Linked DNA regions of Homo sapiens: region 2 is linked to region 1. The links are chromatin loops, found by intact Hi-C in ENCODE. Cell type or tissue: IMR-90. All regions are shown on one strand.

The links. Hi-C counts contacts between places; a loop is a spot of excess contacts. Peaks named below come from ENCODE experiments on the same cell type or tissue, not always from the same donor. Only the 100,000 strongest peaks of a DNase experiment are listed, where the experiment ranks them.
Region 2: it touches region 1 in a loop (3-fold over the local background); 2 of 110 quality-filtered maps call a loop at or near these places.

Annotation. Positions count from the first base shown.
Region 1 is chr18:74,113,408-74,121,407 of GRCh38, forward strand. All of the region lies in intron 8 of FBXO15 (F-box protein 15), which reads right to left. Among named protein-coding and RNA genes, the nearest start is that of FBXO15, 30 kb to the right of the region's middle. In IMR-90, a CTCF peak has its summit at 3,767 (motif pointing left); DNase peaks (open chromatin) are centred at 1,864 and 3,764; H3K27ac peaks cover 833 bases.
Region 2 is chr18:73,131,889-73,139,888 of GRCh38, forward strand. No RefSeq gene overlaps it. Among named protein-coding and RNA genes, the nearest start is that of LINC02864, 130 kb to the right of the region's middle. In IMR-90, a CTCF peak has its summit at 4,443 (motif pointing left); no DNase peak of the experiment used is centred here.

The DNA of each region.
Region 1 (8,000 bases):
TATAACACCAAGAGTAAACCCTGCCATAAACTATGGTAGGACCTTGTGTGATTATGACATGTCAACATTGTCCACTCTAGTGCAGGATATTAATAATGGGAGAGGTTATGGTTTTGTGGGGCAGAAGCTATATGGGAAATCTCTGTACCTTCCTCCCAGTTTTGCTGTGAACCTAAAACTGCCCTAAAAAGTACAGTCTATTTTTAGAAAAACTCAAATGATAGAAGCAGCATACTTTGTTATTTAAGATTTACCTCCCTTAGATTCTTTAGTATTCCTCTTCCTCTCAATACTGATAAAAATACTACAACATACTGTACCATGCAAAACATTTTTCCTTCAGCTTCTGAAAATTGGTAATCATTAGCCTGATACAAAGATCAAATAAATATACATTTCTTCATACTTTGCATTGCTGATCAGGCCCTTTGGCAAGCTCTATTTACACTTCAAAGACACAACTGGACTATTTCCTGTCTTCTCTTTCACAGGGTGGCACCATCACCTCATCAAAGTGCTCATGGACAGCTATGCTGAAAATAGTTCACACAGCAGGCCTCATACTGTCAATTCTTAGGAAGATCTGCTTGCCAGCCTGGCCCTTGGATGTGGTCTAGGCATTTGGATTTCAGGAGTGTTCTCACCCACCATTCCCTAACCAGTAAGGGTGGTCCCTGTACCTAAACAATTTGTACAGTGTGGTTAATGCTGAACATCCTCTTTGCTTCTGAGAGTCTGGAATTCTGCTAGTGCCAGGCAGAGACTGCCTATGTGACAAGCCCAGAGTAAAAACCCGGGGTGCTGAGTCTCTAATGAGCTCTCATTAGAGCTGTCTAATGATAGACAACATTTCACATGTCTGGTCACAACTCATTCTTGGAGGAATTAAGAGCACTTTGTGTTGACTCCATGGGGAAGGACTCTTAGCTTGCACTGGTTTCCTGCAGATTTCACCCCATGCCCTTTTTAACTTGGCTGACTTTGTTCTGTATCCTTTCACTGTCATAAATCTTAACCAATAATGCAACTATATCCTGAGTCCTGGGAGTCCTCCTAGTGAATCACTGAAATTAGGGAGCCAATGTCATCTATTTACATTTCCAAAAGAATAGAAAACAAAAGCTATACAGAAAAACCCACAGGCACTGTTACAAGTTCACCTTAAGTTTTCATTTACAAATCACTCTTTCAGTATTTCCTTCACTATTTACCCACATTCCCTCTTTCCTCTCATAAATCCAATTCAGATAGCAAAATACTTCTTCATCTAAACTTCTTTTTAACTTAATTTTAGTGGCAATACACAAAGAAGCAGGTAACAATATGTGCAAGTCTAGGGATCATACATTTTTCTTTGAAAAGAAATTAGATCCTTTTTAAAATTTTCCACATAGCCATGACTTGACAAAGTGGCAGAACACATAAAAATACAAAGAAAGGACACTTCCCAGTTCCTTGGAGGAGGAGTATGACAAAGTTCCAAGGAGAAGCAGTCAAATAAACCCATAAGGAAAAAAAGAAAGGACACAGATCCTTTTTATTCACTATCAGGTAGTGCTGAGAGGTCAAAAAGCCTTTCCCTAGACACAGCTTCTTACTGAGGGAGATAATGTCTAGAAGCATGAGCAATATTTTATGGAATTAGAGGACCTACGGTCCTCCTAACCACGCCAAAATAGAACATCCTCAGATCTGAAAGGACAACAGAGGAAGAAAAGTAGAGCAAAACTTAGTGTCCACTGGCCTGGGAGCTGAGCCCGCTGGAGACATGTCAGAACTCAAAGCTAAGAGACACGAGCTGTTGCCTCAAAATGGATGACTGCAGCACTGGCTGAGCTGGGAGATGTTGCTGGTCAGCCAATGAGGTGATGCTTATTTCTGAGCATTTACCACTGAGTCAGTTTGGAAATATTCCTCCCACTCTGTGACTTGAGAACCTAATCCCAGGCACCAAGAGTTAAATGGGTTCTTCTGGTTTGTTTTTAGTAACAGACACTGAAAAAAAATCAAAGGACCTTGTACCAAAGTTCATGGGACAGAGTTAAGAAAATAGAACTAAGGGATATTTTGTTCAGAGAAAATATCGTGACCAAGAGGTGGATGACATCAAATTGCCAGAACTCACTCTGAATACTTCACTGGGATTGTTCTGCCTGAAAACAAACACGAATCCTTTGATTATTTGCATTCCCTACATATTCAATTCTAGAGATCCTTTTAGCCAGTATAAGGCAAATTATTCTACACAACGCATTCCATACTTTCTAAAGAAATACATATGTATCTTTTAAAGGATGAAGATATACACTGATATATAGATATATCATAATGCATAATGTATAATTTAAATAGCTACTCATGACTTTTTCTATGAGTCTAAGATTTATTAAAATATGAATAAAGGGTTTATGTACACAAAAATAATTTGACAGAAAAATCTGGAACTGCAAAAGATGTGAAAGATGTTTTGCTCCACTCTCCTGGGTATCTATTTCTTTAGTGATACTGTACTTTCTTGGTCACTGTAGTTTCAGAGTGGTTAACATCTGCTAAGCCAGCCCCCTCTCAATTCATTTTCAAAACTTAAGACCTGGATGGTGATCACACAGGTGTTTTCTTTACAATTATCTGTCTTATGCATTTCTCTGTGTGTCATTTCACAATACAAAGATGTTTAATTACCAAAAAAAAGGAAAAGCAAGGGAACAATTAACACAACAGACAGAATGGTGGTTCCCTCTGGCAGGAAAAGAAGCAAATGAGAGCAGGTTGGGGACATGCAGGCTGCTTCAAAGTTTGTGGTACTGGTCTATTTCTATACTGTGGTGGCTACATGATTTTTTATTGTATTGTTTTTCTGTAGCCTGTATACATAGAAAAGATTATACTTTCTCATTAAAAATTTGAAACAAAATTTCTCAGCCATTTCATATGCATATGTGCATTTCCAAAGTGATTTTTTAGATGCTACTTTGCAAGTTTGATAATAAATTTCTATTGGGGTTTTTAATAGGATTGCAATGACTTGGTGGACTTAATTGGAGCATCCATAAAATCCCTTATTCAAAAATAGAATCCTGGAAATGTCCATACAGAATGACCAAATTCTGGCTCTATTAATAAATTATGTCATAGTTGAAGTTTTATCCTTTCCACTCAACCCTACTACCTCGGCCTGGACCCTCCCAGTAACCTGTCTGGACACTGCAACTGGTCACTTCATCCCCACCCCAGCTCCTCCTGGTGTGCCCTTCCTCAGAACATTCCAGAAATCCCTCATGCCACCCCTCCCCACTCATGCTTGTGCCTGGATTACCAAGCCTCTCTCTGTCCCTAACCCTATCAGGCAGGGATCACATGGAGGCAGGGCTTCCCTCTGTGTGGCCCATGTCCTGCATTCAATAACGGTTTGTTAATAGATGAACCCCAGAAGACCCAGCCTCATCCCTTTACTTCCTGCAGCTCCCTACAGCCTGCCTGGTTAGCGTCGAGCCAGGCTTCACAGGTCTCTCGGAGGATGAAGAGAGCAGAGAGCCACCTACATTCCACAGACGTGACGACAGAACATTTTATCCTTGATAGGGAGAAAGGCTTTTTTAAAAAATGGGGGCAAAGTGATTTATACCCAAACGCAATGACATAGCTGAAATTTACTAAATATACCACATGGTACCACAAGAGAGTTTCTCAAAAACTACAGAGGACATTCTATTTGTATAATACTTTTAAAAATGTTACAAAGACACTCTGATGGCAACAGCACCCTCTGCTGACTCCTAGTAGTGCAACCATGGGAAGTAGAAATATATTTGAGTCCACCTTGGAAATCCTACTTTGTCATCTTTTTACTGGGGGGAAAATCACAAAAGGCCAATTATTCCTAACTCAGTTTCCCATTCTCCCTCATTTAACTTAACCTCTTATGCGTTATAACAACCATATAACCATCAAGGGGTTTATTAACGTTAACACAAAATTGGCTTAAATGTTACTCCAGCAAGTCAACAGCCTACCCTGACCACACTTACAGTGCCAAAACTTTGGAAATACACTGACAGTCACACACACACACAAGAAGATACACTCTAAAAGCACATCATTTAAAAGGCAAAAATATACAGGAAGCATATTACAGGAAGCAGGACATACCCAGCTCTGGAGTCGCGCGGACCTGAGTGCAGACTGTGCCACCTACTAGCTTTACAGAACACAGACCTGACTCTCTACCACCTTCTGATTCCTCATCAATAACATGGGGAGGTGAAAGTACCCACAGCTCAGGCGTGCTGTGAAAAGGAAGTGAAATAACACGAAACATTTAGCAGAAACCTATAATGAGTGCTCAAAAATTTTCCCTATTATTATCGTATTCATCATTATTAAGGGCATATTTTAAGTATGAGGAATGCAAACATAAAAATTAATCAACGCTATGCTGTATTTGTTTGCAATAGTGAATGGCGAGCCCTCTTCTCTGAAGTTCTAGACAGTCCACTGAGACAGACCTAGCACCTAACAGGTCCTAACTCCTCAAGAATAGAGTGATGGGATAATTCTACATGCGTATGGATCCCAACATACAGAATTCTACATACATATTTCTTTTTTTTTTTTTTTGAGACAGGGTCTTGCTCTGTTGCCCAGGCTGGAGTGCAGGGTCACAATCATGTCTCACTGAACCCTGGAACTCTCGATCCTCCCACCCTCAGCCTCTCAAGTAGCTGAGACTACAGGTGCATGTAATCATGCCCAGCTAATTTTTGTATTTTTTTGTAGAGGCCGGGTTTCACCATGATGCCCAGGCTGGTCTGGAACTTCTGGGCTGAAGTGATCTGCCTGCCTCAGCCTTTCAAATTGCTAGGTACAAACATGAGCCACCACACCACATCACATAAAGGTAGGCCAGGGTGTGGTGGCTCATGCTTGTAATCCCGGCACTTTGAGATTCAGAATGTTAATATTCCCCTTGACGATTTTATGACCTGCGTATATACACATATATACACATATATATATATATGTGTATATACACACACACATGTTGTATAAACATCAAGGGGTCTATTAACATTATACACAGAGAGAGAGAGAGAGAAAGAGAAAGAAAAATGATTTTTTAATGGCAAATAATGTTATAAATGAATAAATTCTGTATAAAGACTGTACAGGAGTTCTCTGTACAATGTAAAATTATTTCAAAATAAACATTTTTAAAACTGAAAGTAATATAATTAGTGTCTTGGAAGCAATTTTTATAGAACAGTTGGTATTCTGCAAAAACTATGTCTTATAAGCCATCTCAGATGAGAAATGGCACAAGTTCCTGATGTTTGCCTTGTAATGAGAGGATGACATAGACACTAAGTACCTAAACACAAATTTCATTTTTATTTGTGTAGCCAAGTAACCTACCCTAGGTACAAAAGTAGAAAGTACTCTGCCAGACGTTGAATTTGTGAGGCTTTTTATTTCCAGAGAGAAGTACACAGTCATGTACTTTAGAAGGGGAACTCTGATGCCCTTCCTCTGGGTTGTAAGAGAAAAGGAATCAAGGCAGTGGTGGAAGACCAGCAGTGGCAGCTCTGGAACAGCACAGTGGCCTAGGAAATAGGCCCCACCAGCCTCCTGGGGCCTCCCCAGGCCCTGGGAGGCGGGATGAGGGCAGGGCTTCCCACTCCTGGTGGAGAGGCTCAGGCCCTCGCTGTCGCCTTGCTTTGGTCCCACAAGAAGGGCCAGCCTGCAGCTCTGCTCTGCAGCATCCTGAAGCTGCATCTTTTCCTCTAGAGGCAACAGAGAACTGCAAGAGCTTTGACCAAAAAGATCCTGGCCAATGCGGCTGAGAATCCTTTAGCTAAAGAAACAGAAAGAGCTTTAAGATAACAGGCCCAGAAGAGTCTATCTAAGAGCCCCTCAACTGCATGGCCTTTGGGAGCCACCCATTCTCTTTGTGATATTTATGTGCAAGCCTACTATGTGCCATGACAGTCCTGAACAAAATAAACCAAAATACTGCCCCATGGAAGTTACTTCTCTTAAACATATAAACTACCTAAATAAGTAAACTCAGTGTGATAGACAGTGCTATGAAGAAAAATTGAGGCAGGCAGGTGAGAAATGGGGAGAGTGAGGGCTTCTAGGTGTAGCAAAGTGGGTAAAGCCTCACTGAGAAGCTGTCAGTGAATCAGGCTCAGAGAGACATGACCCCCAGGACCCACGCTAAGATCTGGGGCAGTAACACTGCAGGCAGGAGGGGCACACCAAGAATGTGAGGCCACAGAAAGCCTGATACAGTCAAGGAACAGAGAGGAACTCACTAAAGCTGCAGCGGAGCTAGAGTGGGGAGGACAGAAAAGGATAAGGCCAGAGAGGGGATGGCAGCAGTGTGGGCTGAGGTGGGGGAGGCAGAGTGGGGACACACAGGGCTCTGTAACGGTTCACAAGGTTTAAAGGGGAAGGAGAGCTCTGAGGAGCAGCTGTGGCTGGGACCAGGCAGCCATCTCACCTCATCTCTGTGGAAATCGCATCTTGTTCCCCCATTTCCCAGGCCAGCTGCCCACAGTGGTGGCACCAGGTCAGGCTAGATGCCGAATTCAACACTCCATGAGGGCTGCAGCCATGGAGAGCAGAGACTCAGTTCTCCGCTAATACTGGCATAGAAGGCACAGCGTTTGTACCCTTGGTGTGCACTAGGGCACACTGGGGGCACCCTCAACAATGTACACAGTGTGTACTTAGTCAAAGGGATATCATAGTCTCCAGTGTTCATGAATATAACAGAGCTTCAAAATACACATGGCAAAAACTGATAAAACAGCAAAAAAGTACACAAATTCACTGTCAGAGTTGGAGATCTCAACACCTCTCTCTAACTGATAAAACAAGTAGGCAAAAAATATCAACTCTCTCAACCGGTATTACCTAATTAATATTTTCGAACACTCTACTCAACAACAGCAGAACACATTCTTCTCAAGTACACATGGAACATATACCAAAATAGATCATATTCTGGAACATACAACAAATTTCAGTCACTTTTTAAAAATTCAAGTAATACAAAGCATATTTCCTGACCACAATTGAGTTAAATTAGAACTCAGTAACAGAAAGATCTCTAGAAAATCCTCAGATATTTGGAAACTATATTACACACTTCTATCTAACCCATATATCAAAGAAGAAATAAAAAGGAAATTAGAAAGTATTTTAAAGTGAATGAAAATGAAATAAAACATATCAGATTTTGTGGGATGCCACTAAAGCAATACTTAGGTGGAAGTTCATAGCACCAAATGTCTCAATATGATAAAATGAAAGTTCTCAAATCAATAATTTCCACTTCTCCCTTTAGAAACTAGAAAAACAGAAAATTACAACATAAGCAGAAAAAAAGTAGAAAGAATAGAAATCAACATGCAAATCAATGAAATACAAAACAAAATAATACAGAAAAAAAGGCAATAAAACCAAAAGTTAGGTATCTGAGAAGATGAATAAAATTGATAAACTTCCAGCCACACTGATCAGGAAAAAAAAGAAATACAGAAATACATGAATTACCAATATCAGGAATCACATCATGTCACTAGATTCTATAGACATGAAAAAGATAATAAGGGACTATTACGAAGAACTTTATGCCAATAAAGTCAGCAACTTAGATAAAATGGACAAATTCCTTAAAAGACAAAAAATACCACAGCTGACTCAAGAAGAAATGGATAACCTAAATAGCTCCATCTCTTTGAAAGAAAAGGAAACTGTAGTTAAAAGTCTTCTCATAAAGAAAGGTCCAGGCTTGGATGAATTCTACCAAACAAGGAAGAAATACTACCAATTCTATGCAAAATCCTCCAAAAAATCCAAGAGGAAAGAATACTTCCCAATTCATTCTATGAGACCAAAACCTCACAAAGAAATCACAAAACAGCTGGAAGATAAAACGAAAGAGAAGTAACAAGAATTAAATACTTCATAAATATCTTAACAAGAAATGTGCA
Region 2 (8,000 bases), 980 kb before region 1:
AGGCAAAAGAACATGCAAATAAAATAGTTTTAGAAGTCAGAATAGTGGTGACCATGGAATAGGGGTGGAATTGAGAAAGGGAAACAAAATACATAAGAATTGGAAAGATTAAAAGGTTTTGTTTTCATAGGGCTACTGTCAGGAGATGAATTGTGTCCTCCTAATATTCATAGGTTGACATCCTAAATCCAGAAGCTCAGAATGTGACTGTATTTGGAGATGGTGGTCTTAAAGAAGTATTTAGGATACAGTGAAGTGAAGTCCCGAGGTGGGCCTAATCCAATATGACTGTTGTCCTCGTGACAAGAGATTAGGTTACAGAAATGTACAGAAGAAAGACCAGCTGAAGACACAGGGAGAAGATGGACATCAACATGAGAGAGGCTTCAGAAGAAAACAACCCTGTGGACCCCTTGATCTTGGACTTTTAGCCTTCAGACTGTGAGAAAATAAATTGCTGGTGTTTAAGCCACCCAGAGTGGTACATTTTTATAGCGGCCCCAGGAAACAAATACAGCTACATGAAACTACTTTACTCATTATTTATGATTACTTATATAAAGCTCTGGTAATTAGGATAGAGGGTATTTGGTGTAGAAAGGGAAGATTCAGTAATGGAAGGGAAAAATGGACTCACCAAAATACCACTCCCATTTGAAAATGCCATTGAAAAGATATGATGTTGCCTAGCAAGGCAGGAAAGCATGGATGTTTAATAAAGTGGTTCACATTAATACACCATCCATATGGAGAAACAACAGAACTTCTATCTTAAATCACAAATTCAACTTCAGCTTTATTAAAGATCTAATTGTAAATGTCAAAAGCATAATAAAATATTTTAAAAATAATATGGAAGAATATCCTTACTCCTTTGGATAGGAAAGCATTTCTAATACATGGCAGCTCAAGAAGCATAAACCACAAAAGAAAAGAAGGAAATGTTTGAGAATATTAATGTTAAGAAATTCTGCTCCTTAATGTAGACCATAAATTAAATGGAAATAAAAGTCACACATTTACAAAAGATATTTTCATCCCATAAAACTGATATTTACTCTTCTTCTGAATAGATAAACATGCCAGTGAGTCTTTAACCACACACACACACACACACACACACACACACACACACACACACACGCACGCAATCACACAAAACACTTGAATTTTAGAGGAAAGGAAACAAAAGTGGTCAATAAACATACAAAAACTTGCACTGCTTCATTATTAATCAGGGAAATGCAAATTAAAACCACATGAGGCAATAGTTCATGCTCACAGATTGACAATTACTAGTGTTTCTGAATTATCAAGTGCATGAAAGGATTTGCAGCAATCACAACTGTTTACATATCACTGCTCTGAATCTACATCACACACACAACCTGAAAACAATTTGCCATTATCTAGCCACGCCGAAGAGGAACCAATCCTGTAAGCCAACCATTCCATTATTTCATGAATAGTTGTAAACATGCCCCCAGGAAACAGGTAGGAGAGTGTTTCTAAACACACCATGTGTCAAAAAATCTGACGATGAAAACAAGTAACAATAAAAACTGGTAATAATAGAATGAAAAATAATATTACAAGTTCATAAAATTGTAACACCACTGTGAAAATGAATGACTTATGTCTACATGTACTGACATTTTTTCAGTAAAATTTTGGTTCAACAAATAAAGCTACTGAAAAATAATTTTAATATGAATCAAATTATTTTCAGTTACAAACAAGCAAAAGAAAACTATATTTAGAAATACAAAATATAAAGTAAATACAATGAATAATTAGCGCAATGTGAACACCACTTCTTTTTCTAAGGAATAAAAATGTTTATTTTATGTAAAATCATCTAATTCTCACATAAAATTGTGTTATTGTTATTATTATAACAAAGTCAATAAGGTTATCTGTTTTACTGTTGTTCATGCTTCTAGCATGTAAGAGTGAGCATACGTGTGGACCACAGGCAAAAAGACGATCCCTATAAACAGGAATTTTGCCTCATTGTCCTGATTACCTGACAAGCATCTAGCAGGGTGCCCAGAAAAATAATATTTTTGAATGAATTGAATTATCTGAATAAATGAAAAGAACAAAAACAGAAAAAGTTCTGACATTACATTTCAATGATCTGCACGATTGTAAAGGAATCCTCCTAAGGCAGAAGAGACAAAGGGCTTCAAAGCTAATGACAATGATGTCTGTATTACCAAAATTGTTATCAGATTCTTGCAATGTTAATCTTTGGACAATTTACTTCATTATAGAACCTTATTCCTAGTCAACATTTAAAAAAAATTAAAAAATTAATATACCTTAGTGCTAAAATGACCATAACTTAGACAATTTAAATTTGTTTATATTTCAGAATATCATCATCATGAAATGGTTCTGATTATAGTTTATAAACATCAAGATGACATCTTAGTCAACTGGGCACACCAGGATTGTTGTCAATTGTTATTGTGCAAACTTTAAGAAATTTTACTAATGTTCTATAAAATATAGACTGTTCAATTATAAATGTATGAAAATACAACTATTATCTCCCAGTTTTTGAGCAATTACATAATGTTGAATGTGAATCTGTTTGTCACGTCCTGTAACAAGTTAAAGTTATCTTTTTGGTAATCAAACAATAAACATTTAAGACCGGGCGCGGTGGCTCACGCCTGTAATCCCAGCACTTTGGGAGACCAAGGCGGGAGGATCACGAGGTCAGGGGATCGAGACTATCCTGACTAACGCGGTGAAACCCCGTCTCTACTAAAAATACAAAAAATTAGCCAGGCGTGGTGGTGGGCACCTGTAGTCCCAGCTACTCGGGAGGCTGAGGCAGGAGAATGGCGTGAACCCGGGAGGCGGAGCTTGCAGTGAGCTGAGATCGCACCACTGCACTCCAGCCTGGGAGACAGAGCGAGACTCCGTCTAAAAAAAACAAAACGAAACGAAACAAAACATTTAAAAATGAAGAAAAAAAATCAACAATATAAAGATTTCCACCATATAAAGTTCTTAAGAGTAAATAATAAAAGTCCCCCTTCAGTGTCATTGTCCCACTTCCTTCTTTTTCTTCTGTTGGAAACAGCGTGCATCCCTCCAGACCTTTTACTGTCCATTTATGCTTAGAATTGGTAAATTCAAAAATACGATTGAGATACATATTTTTCGTTTAGATAAATATGATAATATCATAGATATGTTTCTAAAACTCACTGTAATTCTTCATTTGATGCATTTTGGAGATTGTCATTTGGTGTTATTTTATTAATCAACTCTATTCTATTTAATTTCAGCAAAGTGTCTTACCCACATTTGAGCTATCCTTCTACTGATGAATATGCTTGCTGTTTTTGTTGCACCATTAGCAAATGCTGCATAATATCCTTTTGTGTGTCTGTGTGTGCACCGAAGTTAATATTTCTGTAGGATCTCTCATGCAGATGTGTAATTGTTAAGCAAATTTTAATAAATACAATCAAATTGCTCTCCCAAAAAGCTTTTGCAATATTTGTTCTCAATATTTTGTCAACATTGTATATTATCAATCTGTTGGGTAAAACAAGATAATTTTTAGTTTTTCCATGCTTCTAGTGACTAGTGAGTACCAACATAATTTTACATGTTTAATAGACAACTGTGGATTTAGTAAATTGCCTCTTCATTTACTTTATTCAGTTTTTACTTTGGTTGGTTTTCTTTTCCCTTGTCTATTTGTGGGAACTATTTATAAGTTAAGAATGTTAATTTTTTTTCTTTTCTAAAAAACATGTTTATAGTCTAGCAGGTATCTTAAATAATATTAGTACAAATTGAATATTTTTAATTTAAACACTTTAATTATATAGCTATATATTTTCTACCACTCATTTTTATTGCCTGATACGGTGTTCTAGTCCCCTAGGGTGGGCAAGAAGAGAACTAAGGATATTGTAACAATGCTCCTGGACTGCCTTTGTGCTTAGAAAAGAGTAGAGGCTGTCAAGAAGTGTTTTTGACCAGAATCTGTCTATGAGGCAGCTCTGCTGTTGGGCAGCTCTGCTGTTCTAGTTGAAACTTGATCTATTTCTCTTTGTAATTACAACGGGTTCATGTTGAAGAGCCATCTTTTGTAGTATTATGTACACTTAAGTATCAGTATGCAGGTATGGATAATTCAACTATAATATATATATAGTTTTTATAGACATGCAAACTAATTAATGTTCCAAAATATAATTTCTATAGGAAATCCATTCTAAGTCACAAATAAACACATAATGAATATACAATTTGAATTTGTCTTAATCATTAGTTAAGATTTGGGGAGATGAATGCAAATTAAATTAATGCAGTATTTCATTTAAAACTAGCTTTGTTGGCTATATACTTTTTTAGAGTTTTTGTCTTTACAGGGACACTAAAGCTGCTTTAACTTTATATCACCATCTAGTGGCAGAGCATATACTTCTTAGAAGGAGACAGTAGAAGAAGACTGAAAATTAAAAGTAACCATGAAAGTTACAGAAATACAAATATCACATGTTCTCACTCATAAGAGGGTGTTACAAACGGTGTACAACTGGATGTAGAGAGTGTGATGATGGACCCCGGAGACTTGGAAGGGCACAAGTGAGAAGAAGTGGAAGCTGAGAAATTACTTACTGAATACAATGTACGTTATTCAGGTGAGGAATACCCTAAACTCCTGACGTGACCACCACATATGTAACAAAATTGCACTCCTTCCACAACAATTTATATAAATTTTTTAAAGTAGGGATTTTATGACGGCTTTATCATATTGGAAAAAAAGTTCTCCAAATATCAGGCATACACATATTCAGAAAATGAATTGAGGGTTAATTAGTTAGTTATACTTCTGATTTAAGTATGCATATTTGTTTCTATTAGTACAGAAATTCAAGAGAAAAATTATTTAAATTTATTCATTTTAATTTATATTATATTGAGTATCCCTTATACCACAAACTTTTACATTCAAAGGGCCATTTTGTTTTTATGGATATATTCTACAGAGCAGTTTAAAGCTGTTGCTATTTACTGCCTACCTGGCTTTGTAATTCTTTTGATGAGAATTTTTAAAACTATTATCTCTCATGAAGCCATATTATCTAGTGTTTTCTTTCCAATAATATTACTGGAAAAATATTAAGGGTACTAAATTAGGTGAATAAGTGGATTTTTAAGTATTAGGAAGAAAGAAAAAACTGAATTTTACTAATAATTCAATTTCTAGTATATCATTGAATGAAAAAATTGTTTTAAATACAGTCTTTTTTCATCAAATGTGGAGTTATTTTACAAGTGTCGTTCTTTGCTTGCTTCCAATTTCCTTTGTTAGCATATGCTGACTTCTCTGTTGTCTTTCACTAACCTAGCATTATCTTATGATAAACAGAGGAGAATTGCCTAAACACTTTTTTCTTTTAATTTTGGAGACTTTATCTGCAATATAAATAGTCTTTATGTTACAGTCGTCATGTCATCATTTTGTAGTTCTAGAAAGATTCTACTCCAGAGCTCCTGCGTTGCCATTCCTACAGGTATCTCTGTGCCTTTCTTTACTGAAGGGGAAAGGCATGCTTTTAAAATCACGCCGTAGAGATGTGCAACGTGGAAGTCCCGCATTTGATACTGTGGGCATGTCTTTGCCTTGCCTGTAGTGACCAGCAAGGTAGCGACAAGTCCTTTAGTAAAATCTTGTAACATGAAAAATTGGGCAGGTTTGGAAAGCCTTCTAAGAGTGACACCAAATTAACGAAGTAATGTATGCTATGATTCGCTAAAGATTCCTTGCTGAGATAGACACTTTGAGGTGAAGCTCAAACAGTTATTTTCAAAGTGAAATTTTATTAAATAGACCTAAGTTGCAATTATGCTAACATTATAATTATTCTAACTGCTAATTCACTTTCAAATATAAACACAATACAGTCATCTGTCAGAATTATATTCATAAATCATGGGACCCAGCAGGATCCACAGACAAATGTGCACTTTAATAGGAAAAAGTGCTGTGAAAGTAAAATAAGTTTCATGTTGCAGCCAGTAAATGCATTACAGCCTAAGTTCCAAGAGGAGGCTTGTCACAGCAAACTCATTATGTAGAAAGTATAAACGGACTTGGCATAATAACGGTATGAATTTGGAAGAAAAGTGAAATTATAAGGTATAATTATTGCCTTGTCCTATAGATTCTACAGAAAATGCATCGAGTCAAATCTATTCAGTAGTATTTCTCAGATGCTTAAATGCCTTGATAAAATATGTCAAGGTATTATTTAAATCGTTGTATTATTTTAATCATATGCGGTTTGGTAGGCCAAATAATATATAAACACAGGCAAAGTTAGGTTGCATGTTATTCACATTTATTTTTAATTTTCCTAATGAACTCTAATCTTTATAGTAATAGTATTTTGCATTCTTTCGTTAAATTAACACCAGGAGTATCAAAATGCAGCATTATCTGTAATATGGTTAATTGACAATTTATATGTATATAATATATATATATAACACATTAAAATATAAGTTTATTTAAAGGTATGTATTTAACTGTAAGATTAAACATCAATATTTTGTTATATATGCATAGGCATAAAATATGTGTTTACAAGTACATGGCTACATTAATTCATTTCAGAATGCATTTCTCTGTAATGGGATCCAGTGATAAATAGGACAAAGTTTCTGCCTCAAATAAACAGATAGTATAGATGATTTGACATTATGGTGATTGATAAAAAGAAGTTAAACAGGGCAATAAGCTATCTCATGGGGAAGGGAGGCCTCACATTTTGAAGGGAATTTCAAAGAATGTGTGGACCAATTGCAAAACACCAAGACTGTAACCAACCCTGCTAAAGACCTACACAGCAGCCACAGTTTTCAGTACAGTACGGTATTAGTCCATTCTCACATTGCTATAAAGAACTACCGAGAACTTAAAGTATAATAAAAAATAAATAAATAAAAATAAATAAATAAAAAAGAATTACCTGAGACTGGGTAATTTATAAAGAAAAGAGGTTTAATTGACTCACAGTTCTGCAGGCTATACAAGCAGCATAGCTGGAGAGGCCCAAGGAAACTTACAATCATGGCAGAAGGTGGAGTAGAAGGAGGCACGTCTTACGTGGCTGGAGAGGGAGAAAGAGGGTGACAGGGAAGGTGCCCCACACTTTTAAACAATCAGATCACTTGAGCTCTCATTCACTATCCTAAGAACAGCAAGTGGGAAGTCTGCCCCCATGATCCAATCACCTCCCACCAGACCCCTCCTCCGACACTGGGGATTAAAATTGGACAAAAGGTTTGGGTGGGGACGCAAATCCAAACCATATCAAGTACTTAAAGGACTTTCAGCTTCGTCTTTGTTTTTGGTCCCTAAATATTTACCCTTTTTTAAATGAGCTTAGTCATATATTCACACAATTAAAAATTAAAGTATTTATCTAGCATTTCTTATAATTTTAAGCAAGTAGTTTTGCTCTAACCCAACAGTCTAATATTTCCAGAAACAATATTTTAGTATACACTTCTCTTTACAAAATTTCCAAATGTCTTCTTTCTGTCTTTCATCTTCTGTCTTCTTTCTCTCTTTCTTTCTTGTTTTTTTTTTTTTTTTTTTTGAGACGGGGTCTCATTCAGTCTCCCAGGCTGAAGCTGTGGTGTGATCTTAGCTCACTGCAATCTCCGCCTCCCATGCTCAATCAATCCTCCCACCTCAGCCTCCCAAGTAGCTGGGATTACAGGAGCATGCCGCCATGTCTGGCTAATTTTTGTGTTTTTAGTAGAGACGGGGTTTTTCTATGCTGCCCAGGCTGGTCTCAAACTCCTGGCCTCAAGCAATCCAACCACCTCAGCCTCTCAAAGTCCTAGGTCCAAATGTATCTTTGAAGCTACACTCTTCAAATTTAATATGAAACTAAGAATAAAAGACAGCTATGATACAAAGTTATCCTCAATAAGATAGAACTTCTACT